Linked DNA regions of Homo sapiens: region 2 is linked to region 1. A link is a contact called in ENCODE Hi-C or POLR2A ChIA-PET data. All regions are on one chromosome and are shown on one strand. The core of a region is the stretch at or near the end of the contact, and the rest is flanking DNA. Distances in the headings are between cores, read along the strand shown. Region 1 overlaps SH3KBP1 (SH3 domain containing kinase binding protein 1). Region 2 overlaps SH3KBP1 (SH3 domain containing kinase binding protein 1).

Region 1 (4,406 bases), core at 1,076-3,575:
TAAAACCCTGCTGACATTATAGAAGATTGTTACTCTTCCTCTAAGTTAGGAATCGCCCAGAAGTTCATTGAGATGATTGTATACTATTGCTATTATAAAATGAATGGTTTCACCATGATCTGTTTAATATGCATTCTGATACGCATATTTATTGGATGTAGGAGTTGAGGTGAAAGACCTGAACTGCTGTTCTCTAAATTCTGTGTTCGCCGTAGAGGTTCCTGATAGACCCCGAATTCCTCTGACATTTACTTTGGTATCATTGAAGGTGGTTTCCCTTTGCCCTGCTTTTCTGTGCTGTAGCAGGAGTCACAGAGCAGGCTTTGCCCTCATTTTTAGCCCCAGATTGTCAGTTCATGTGGCTTTCTAGAAAATGAGTCAGACACCTTTAGTGGGTGTGTATAAGCCCTCTGCAGTTCCTGAAATAATGTGCAAAGACCCAAACTATTTCTGTATGTCCCTGGAAGCCAGGAGGAAATGTGGCAACCTGAATGGTTTGTTTTCTAGTTTATTTATAAAGAATTCTTGTGAATTTAGGAACATTTCCACTCGTGCAGAACACACCTGTGTTTAGCTTTTATTTCCAGTCACTCAAAAATAACTCCCGTGTCTGTGTTCCTGCCACCCCCATCCCTGCCTTCCTGATTTGTGCTCAGAGTGTGTTTGAAAAGGTTCCGAAGCTTCTGGGTCTCATCCCAACTGGAGAAGCTTCCTGGAGAAGGGCTGAGGGCAGCTTGGCAGGAGCTATGCCAGGGCTCAGCTGCAAGGGTGAGATGGCCATTGGAAGGTGTCCCACGCTGTGGCCGCTGCCGCTTGGGGCAGAATGAGCCCAGCTGTGGAGAGTGGCCATGTTCCCACTCTTGGCCAACAGCCTCCTGGCCTCAGAGCAACAGCCATTCCTCACAGCTCCCACTAACCTAGGAGGAAAGGCTTCCTCTGTGACCCTATTGTAAACAAGGACCTTTAGGTGTTTCTTATCAAACAGGCTTCCTTGGGTAGTTGTGTCTTTGACCCTTAAGCATACCCAACCTCCCTGTCTTCATTGTTTTAAGCCTATTTGATGACATCAAGATGAACGCTTAGAAAGCTAACGTTATTGGTCAAAATCGTGGAGTCGTAGAGATGGAGGGAAGGGAACGGAAGCAATATTAGCTAGCATTAATGTTCATGGAAGGAAACTGATAGACACACCCTAGAGAAAGAGGGGACCCAGGCCGGGCTCAGTGGCTCCCGTCTCTAATCCTAGCAGTTTGAGTGGCTGAGACGGGAGGATCACTTGAGCCTGGGAGTTTGAGACCAGCCTGAACAACATGGTGAAACCCCATCTTCACCAAAAAATACAAAAATTAGCCAGGTGTGGTGTTGTGTTCCTATAGTTCCAGCTACTTGGGAGGCTGAGGCGGGAGGGTTGCCTGAGCCCAGGAGGTTGAGGCTGCAGTGAGCCATAATTGTGCCACTGCACTCAGGCCTAGGGGACAGAGTGAGACCCTGTCCCCCAAACCACAAAAAAGAGGGGACCCAGAATATTAGCTAAAGACGGTTAGTGGCATCCCCAACACAGTAGTACAGTCATCTTTCCTTGGACCATGAGGATTATCCACTGAAGATTATTGACAACAATTTTAATTTGCACCCTGTCCTCTTCCCCTCACAATGTTCGTTCACTCATTCATTCATTCATTCATTCATTCATTCATACATCGAAGAATATTTATGGTGTGCCAGGAGCTGTGCAAAATGCTGGAATACAATGGTAAGCCAAAAATTCAAACCAGGAATTTTGCTTCTTTGTAGGGACCCCAAGTATTTGGAGCTAGACATGCTGTGAGGGCACAGTTAGAACCGCTCCTTTTCATCTCTACCTCAATATGTTTTCCTCCCTCCTGTCCCAGACAACAGTTGAACATTTAATTAACTTAATGATAGCTAGATCTTTCTCCAGGACCACAGCTTCCCAGCACAGGATTCTGAACCACTGGCAGCAAGAGCCCGGGACCATCATCACCATTCCCCTTTCCTCAGGAGTCTCCCCGGAGCTCAGCATTTCCCCTCATCTTCACAGCAACCCCGGGAATTAGGTGGGACCATGCGTGTTCTCTGCAGATTACAAAGGAGGAGCAGAGGCCCAGAGTGCTGAAGCAGCTTTCCCGAGGGACTCCCAGCAAGTCAGTGGCAGAGCCAGGTCAGAGGCATCTGCTGACCCTGGGCCAAGTGCTCTTGGAACTTGGGGGCTGGGCAAGGTGGTAACTGCGGGTGGAGTTCGTGTTTCCTGTGGGGCTGAGTCACTTCCAGAGGTGACTCTTGTCTACTCATTGAGAGTCCTCATTGTTACTGGATATCCAGGGCAAGTGTCTGTGGAGTTTCCTTTGTAAGGTAATGACATTATCATTGTTACTTAGCAGAAAAACAGTATTACCATGCCATCACCCCATCCTTTGTTGCTGATGCTCGCGTTTTGAAATCTATGTTTCCGATCTGTTAGGGTCAGGACATCACTGTGGTGGTTTCTGGATCATCCATGACTGTAGGAGTCCACTGCCACCTCTAAAAGAGTGAAATGATGGTCCATGCAGAGGGAATGATGAGTTCAGCTCAGGGTTGACATTGGTTCTTTTTGTGCCTGAGGCCTGCCTCCCCAACTGCTTTCTTCCAGTTTCTTCCCATGCCCAGAGTATTTTGCCTTCCTCTTTTCTTCCTAGCCTGGTTGCCACTTAGCTTTCCACTCGCTGTCGGGGGGCAAAAAAAAATGCAGGCGGGAGTCCTGAGGCCCTTCCTAAGACATTCTGTGATCAACTCTGTTATTTTTTTTGTTCTAATGTTTATTTCCCCTTCCTGCCTCCCTCCCATTAATTCATTAATGAACTAAAACATGTATTCATGAGAAAAATGTTTTCAGACTTCCTTGCTTCCCACCCCACAGGAAAATAAGGTTGCCTTCACAAAGAGAAGCAGCCTCAGGAATCTCAAGCAAGATCCTTAGCTTGGCAGGAAGAAAGCCGATCAGCTAAATCGATTGCTGGCCCTGACCCTTTCTCTCTGAACTGCTGAAGCTTTTAGCAGAGCTCAAATGGTAGGATTAAATGTGGTTCCAAGGGTGAGGAGTAAATTAGCACGTGTCACCCTGAAGATGATGACATGCTGACAGACCCATTAGACAGACATGTTTTATGAGTGAATGAAGAAGTTAAGCATAGGTCTGGGATCATCTGGGTTTACAGACATTTGGAAAATGTCAGTGTTGAGCAAATGAGTCATTGATGTCATAGAATGTATTTCTTGCAGCATGGCCTATCTTGTTAGACTGCTTATGTCCTTATTCTAGACAAAAGTCACAATATATCTCCTCCTCAGAGCATTTAAAACCCAAAGGAGTATAATTTGTTGCTGTTTTGTCTTCCTTTTATAAGTAGCCAGGACACTGGGACCAGTGAGAAGAATCATTACCATCACACAGACATAGTTTTAAATTACATGAGGATGGTAAACATAGGGCTTGGGGTGGGAGAAAATATCGTTTTAGTTCACCAGTAGACAGTTGTTGAAAGGCCACCCCAACATTTTGATGGTCGTTATTATAGATTTTTCCTTTGTATCATGGACAGATGAGCTTGCAGCTGATGTAAATTCCCAGGTGCATATGCCTACACAAATTATATAAAACTGTCTAAAGAGATCCTGTGTTTGTTCAACCTAATTGTCATATCTCTGCAGAATGTTGTGCTAAAGTGGCAGGACATCAGTAATCCCCCATCTTGGAATACTTTTTTTTCCCCTCTGCAACACACAGAAAAAAAAAATCTGTAGGTATCTTAAGGAATTAGAGAAACTCCCCTTTTTTTTCTGTTTCTATCTCCACCCTTTCTATTTGTATTACTCTGTTAGGGGTGTTCTGAGGCTTAAATGACATGTTGTATTCAAAAGTGCTTTGGAAACATAAAGGTTAAATCACAGGGCTGGGTGTAGTGGCTCACACCTGTAATCCCAACACTTTGGGGAGGCTGAGGTAGAAGGATTGCTTGAGCCAAGGAGTTTGAGACCAGCTTGGGCAACATAGCGAGAGACTCTGTCTTTACACACACAATATTTTCTTTAAAGGTTAAATCATAGTTATTGCTATGATAAGTTATTAGAAGAAGATGAAAAGACAAATGCCTGGTAACTGAATGTTCTTTCCTGGTATATTGAACTGTCCTGAAATTAAGGTCAGTACTTCCCCTGAAGTTCCTTTTCATTATTTATTTTAGCTTTTCTTAGGATGAAAGTAATGTATTACAGTTGTGTAACCTGTCTTGTTCAGTATCTCAGAGTGCTTTGCATTCATATTTGCATTTTATTAAAATACACGGTTTCTGAGATGAAAGTGGCATGGGATATACTTTTTTGTTTGTTTGTTTTTTGAGATGGAG
Region 2 (4,406 bases), core at 570-3,069, 150 kb before region 1:
TTTTCTTCCTGGAGGAGTAGGATATGAAGGAATCCCTGCCCCCACACGGGGTGGGATCCAGCCAGCTGCTCCAGAGGATCTCGGCCCCTCCTGTAGCCTCAACCTTTTTTGTTTCTCTGGGTGGTGACTCTCACACCAGAGCATACGTTAGAACCTCCTGGAGGGCTTGCTCAAACACCGACTGCTGGACCCCACCCCATGCCTTCTAGTTCAATAGTCTGGGCTGGGGCCAGAGAGTCTGCATTTCTAACAGGTTCTCTGGTGATGCTGCTGGTGTGGAACTCCACTTTGAGAACTACTGCTCTGGCCCACCCCTCATTGCCCCTCTTCCCCTGCAATTGCTTCCAAGTAGGCAGAATAAGGCGCTGGAGGACTGGTGTGTTTGAGACCCTTGCATCTAGGGAGCCCGTCCAGACTTCTAGGGGTAGCGCCTAGCAGTGGTGTGTGCCTGTTCCACCAATGAATGCAGCTTTAGACAGGCCCTTCAGAGTATAAGAAGCAGTGGCTCATTCAAATTCCTTCAAGTAGTGGGGGTGAGAACTAGGGGGTTAAAAACAGAGCCCCAGGTCCTTAAGGCTTCACAGGAACTCATCCAGAAAGCCAGCAGGTATGGGCAGGCTGGGGCCTCAGCCTGCCACATGCCTTTGTGTTTCAGCTGGCCCAAGGCTGTACTGAACATTATAACCTTTCAGCCCTGGCCCTTTCTGTTGACTTCCTCTCCTCTCCTCTTGGTGGGATTTTCCCCTGTATTTAGGGCAGGGCAGTTTCTTCTGGAAGGATCCCTTTGGCTCCAGGCTCTGTGTCTAACCCTCCCACTTGACCCTGTAGCACACAGCCCTGGCCAGTTGCTGGTGGAAGCTGCAGTCCTTAGTGAAATGGGGAGTGGACTGTGGTTCCTCAAATTGCATTGTCATTTGGAGGCTCAAGGGCATACCTTTTTTATCCTCAAAGGCTTAAAGACAACTGATGGCAGCTGGAGAGGGTTAAGGGAGATGGAGGAAATCTTCATTCAAGTTTGTCTTGCTCAGTGATCTTTTAATGTGTCTTTCCAGTCTTGGGGTGGTTGTGTGGTCTTTCAGTACAGATTCAGGTGGCAGGCGGTTGGTGGTTTGGTTTAAATCAGAGGTATGTTAAAATATTCAGGATGGTGAGGGTGTCTGTGAAAACTAAGAGAGGAAGTGGCTTAAAGAGCTAGGCTGTCAGCTGGGTGCAGTGGCTCACACCTGTCATCCTGGTGCTTTGGGAGGCTGAGGCAGGAGGATCACTTGAGGCCAGGAGTTTGAGACCATCCTGGGAAACGTAGCAAGACCTTGTCTCTACAAAAAATTAAAAAGAAAAAATTAGCTGGACATGGTGGTGTGCGCTTGTGGTCCCAGTTACTCAGTAGGCTGAGGTGGGAGGATCACTTGAGCCCAGGAGTTTGAGATTACAATGAGTTATGATCATGCCACTGAATTCCAGCTTTGGTGACAGAGTGAGACCCTGTCTCTCTCTAAAAAAAAAAAAAAAAAAAAAAAAAAAACCAGGTTGTCAAGCTAGATTTAGAATTCTTTTTTTAAAAAAAATTCTTTTATTTTTTCCATGGGATTCTGCTTGATATAGACTTAATTCTGTTGTCTGTTGGCCCAGGGACATCACTGCCCAGTGGATACCTCATCCACTCCCACTCTTTTTGAGGGTTTTCTCCAGGGAGTTGAATCTGTGAGGCAGTCTTTCCCTCCTGCTTTCATTTCTCCCCCAGCATCTTCTCTTAGGCCCTGCTAGGCCACTTGAGCAAGAATCTCAGGCCATAAAACATTTCCACATCAGATTTCCTCCAACAGCACAGGGCGCTTATGGCTCACATGTGGAAGCGTGGACATTGACATGTTATTTTGAGACTTCTGACTTTAGAGCATTTTGAGGAAAGTATCTTCTGAGGTCTTTCTTTCCTGTAAGCTAGCTGTAGTAGCCAATTCCTTTTGGGGGATGGGGGAATGAATTCTTGGCACACTCTGTTGTCCTTTGGGCTAGTCACATTTGTGCTAAATATCAGGCGAGCTCCCTGCGGACACCATGGGATGAGGACAACATCTTATTCTTGGCAATTTGCAAGGGACAAATTAGGCTGTGGTACTTGCAAGTAGAATTATTAAATATCAATGGGGGATAATAAATGTGAAGTAGCTTGCAAATCTTCTGATATTATGGCTGTTTCAGTGAAAACACAGCTGCTAAGATACTTTCCTAGCTGTAATCGAGAAGGTAATTTTCCTGAAAGGCCATTTAAAGCAGATCTTTAGTGCCTTTGGCTCATTAAGAAGCATGAATAGGGGTAAGTCTCTGAAAAAGATGAATTAGACACAGAGCAGAGGAGCGGTGGTGTCCATGATGCAGGATGATGGTGTCCAGGGCCTGCGTACTCCAAATAGACCAAGGACTAATTAGTTGTGTGGTTTATTAATGGACTGGAGTCAATCCTGGACTAATACAACTAATTCTTCCATTTAGAGTTAATGTTGGCACTCAATTTTCCCTGGTAATGAGTGAGTTAGAGTAAGCAGGCACGTGAGTGTAAGATACAGTGCTAATATTTTGTGAGAAACATTGAACGAGGCTTGATGTTTAAATCAATAGTTGAAAATGTGGGGGAAGACTTTCCAGAAAAGGCTTACAGGCTAAATAAGAGCAGTTAATTGAAAGCAAACCAAGCCCACCCAATATTTAGATTTGTTTAGAAACCAAGTGAACATTTGAGATGAGAAACATTTCTCTAGTTCTGTGATGTCGTCGGCTTTCCTGGTGTGTTTGGAGCTTTTGACATTGGTGTGGTACTTTACCTCAGTGAGGCTGATGGAACAGAGTGGATGTTACAGGGCCTCAATTTCAGAATTCTTGTTGTGTACTCGTGAAGACCTGTGGAGAGATTTTGCCTCAAGTCAGTTTGGATGGTTTCTGCCCTCCAGTCTGATAAAGTCCCCTGATGTCAAACCACAGGTGGAATTTCCAGAGACTGTGATCTGTGGACTGGTGACAAATCCTTTGTGAAAAGTCTGTGTGACACTACTAAACAGAGAGGGCTTGGGGGAGGAGAATGAGGGGACCAATGCGCTCCCCTCAGAAGCCTTGATGCTCTCATAGAAGGTCTGGCCAGGTGTGGGGGTCTAGCTTTGTAAAGTAGGAAGACCCCTTTGATGATTACTTTTTTTGTCTAGTTAAACCTTTTTGGATTTCTCTGTAATTTAAAGAATATAATTTTTAAAATGTAAAGCTGAGGATTCATTTTTCTATGTGTTAATAAAGTTAATAAACCCCCCATATTTATTGGGGAAGGCAGTATAAACTAGAATTTCCTTAGGTTTCTTCTTTCTTTCTTTCTTTCTTTCTTTCTTTCTTTCTTTCTTTCTTTCTTTCTTTCTTTTTTTTTGAGACAGGGGAGTGCAGTGGCGTGAACTCGGCTCACTGTAAGCTCCGCCTCCTGGGTTCACGCCATTCTCCTGCCTCAGCCTCCTGAGTAGCTGGGACTCCTGGCGCCTGCCACCACGCCTGGCTAATTTTTTGTATTTTTAGTAGAGACGGGGTTTCACCGTGTTAGCCAGGATGGTCTCGATCTCCTGACCTCGTGATCCGCCCGCCTCAGCCTCCCAAAGTGCTGGGATTAAAGGTGTGAGCCACCGCGCCCGGCGGCTTAGGTTTCTTAAAAGTTAACCAAGTGAGCATCACTGAAGATTAACCAAAGGATCTATGCAAAGATGTATTTTTATTTTGCTCAAACAGTTGTTTATAAAAGGTAAGATGAAAACCAAAGCACACATTACAGAGTAGGAAATCAAGTACTTTTATTTCATACCAGAAATAGGAGGAAAAGGATAAAATCAGGGTGAAGCCCTAAAAAAAAGACAGTCAAAAAAGACCCTATAGGAGGGCTGGGAGAGTTTTTGAGCCATGAGGACCATTTGACCTTGGTGACAGGGCAGCTACTGAGTTCCCAGAATTCTGCCTTTTCAAGCCATGTAACATTTGCAAATGCTGACAAACAGCTGCTAATTCCGTTTTCTATGAAAGGGTGACAGGGTGTTCTCAGGACATGAGCTTCTTCTCCCCAGAGCCACATGCCTTTCACACAGTGACAGTGGCACCATCAGTGAGGACCTGGGAAGGAGACACCAGTCCAGAAAAATGATGATTCTTTTTTTTTTTTTTTTTTTTTTTTTTTTTTCGAGCCGGAGTCTCGCTCTGTCGCCCAGGCTGGGGTGCAGTGGTGAGATCTTGGCTCACTGCAAGCTCCGCCTCCCGGGTTCACGCCATTCTCCTGCCTCAGCCTCCCAAGTAGCTGGGACTACAGGCGCCCACCATCACGCCTGGCTAATTTTTTGTATTTTTAGTAGAGATGGGGTTTCACTGTGTTAGCCAGGATGATCTCAGTC

The links. Hi-C counts contacts between places; a loop is a spot of excess contacts on that map. ChIA-PET counts read pairs that join two places held with the same protein, here RNA polymerase II (POLR2A). Pooled maps may share reads with other maps.
Region 2: a pooled map shows a loop between it and region 1 (2.7-fold over the local background). The contact joins two enhancer-like sites. A Hi-C loop is called at or near these places in 1 of 37 single-sample maps with no recorded cell type and 7 of 50 pooled maps. POLR2A ChIA-PET finds 5 or more read pairs at or near these places in 3 of 52 experiments (A673, activated CD4-positive, alpha-beta T cell and activated T-cell).

Annotation. Positions count from the first base shown.
Region 1 is chrX:19,623,675-19,628,080 of GRCh38, reverse strand. The region is part of intron 8 of SH3KBP1 (SH3 domain containing kinase binding protein 1); the gene reads left to right. Among named protein-coding and RNA genes, the nearest start is that of MAP3K15, 110 kb to the right of the region's middle. RefSeq lists an enhancer at 1,726-2,925. Within about 2 kb of position 2,325, at least 3 of the 41 ENCODE cell types and tissues checked have a DNase peak (open chromatin) inside an H3K27ac peak, as active enhancers do.
Region 2 is chrX:19,773,649-19,778,054 of GRCh38, reverse strand. The region is part of intron 2 of SH3KBP1 (SH3 domain containing kinase binding protein 1); the gene reads left to right. Among named protein-coding and RNA genes, the nearest start is that of SH3KBP1, 110 kb to the left of the region's middle. RefSeq lists silencers at 1,043-1,092, 4,164-4,213. Within about 2 kb of position 1,819, at least 6 of the 41 ENCODE cell types and tissues checked have a DNase peak (open chromatin) inside an H3K27ac peak, as active enhancers do.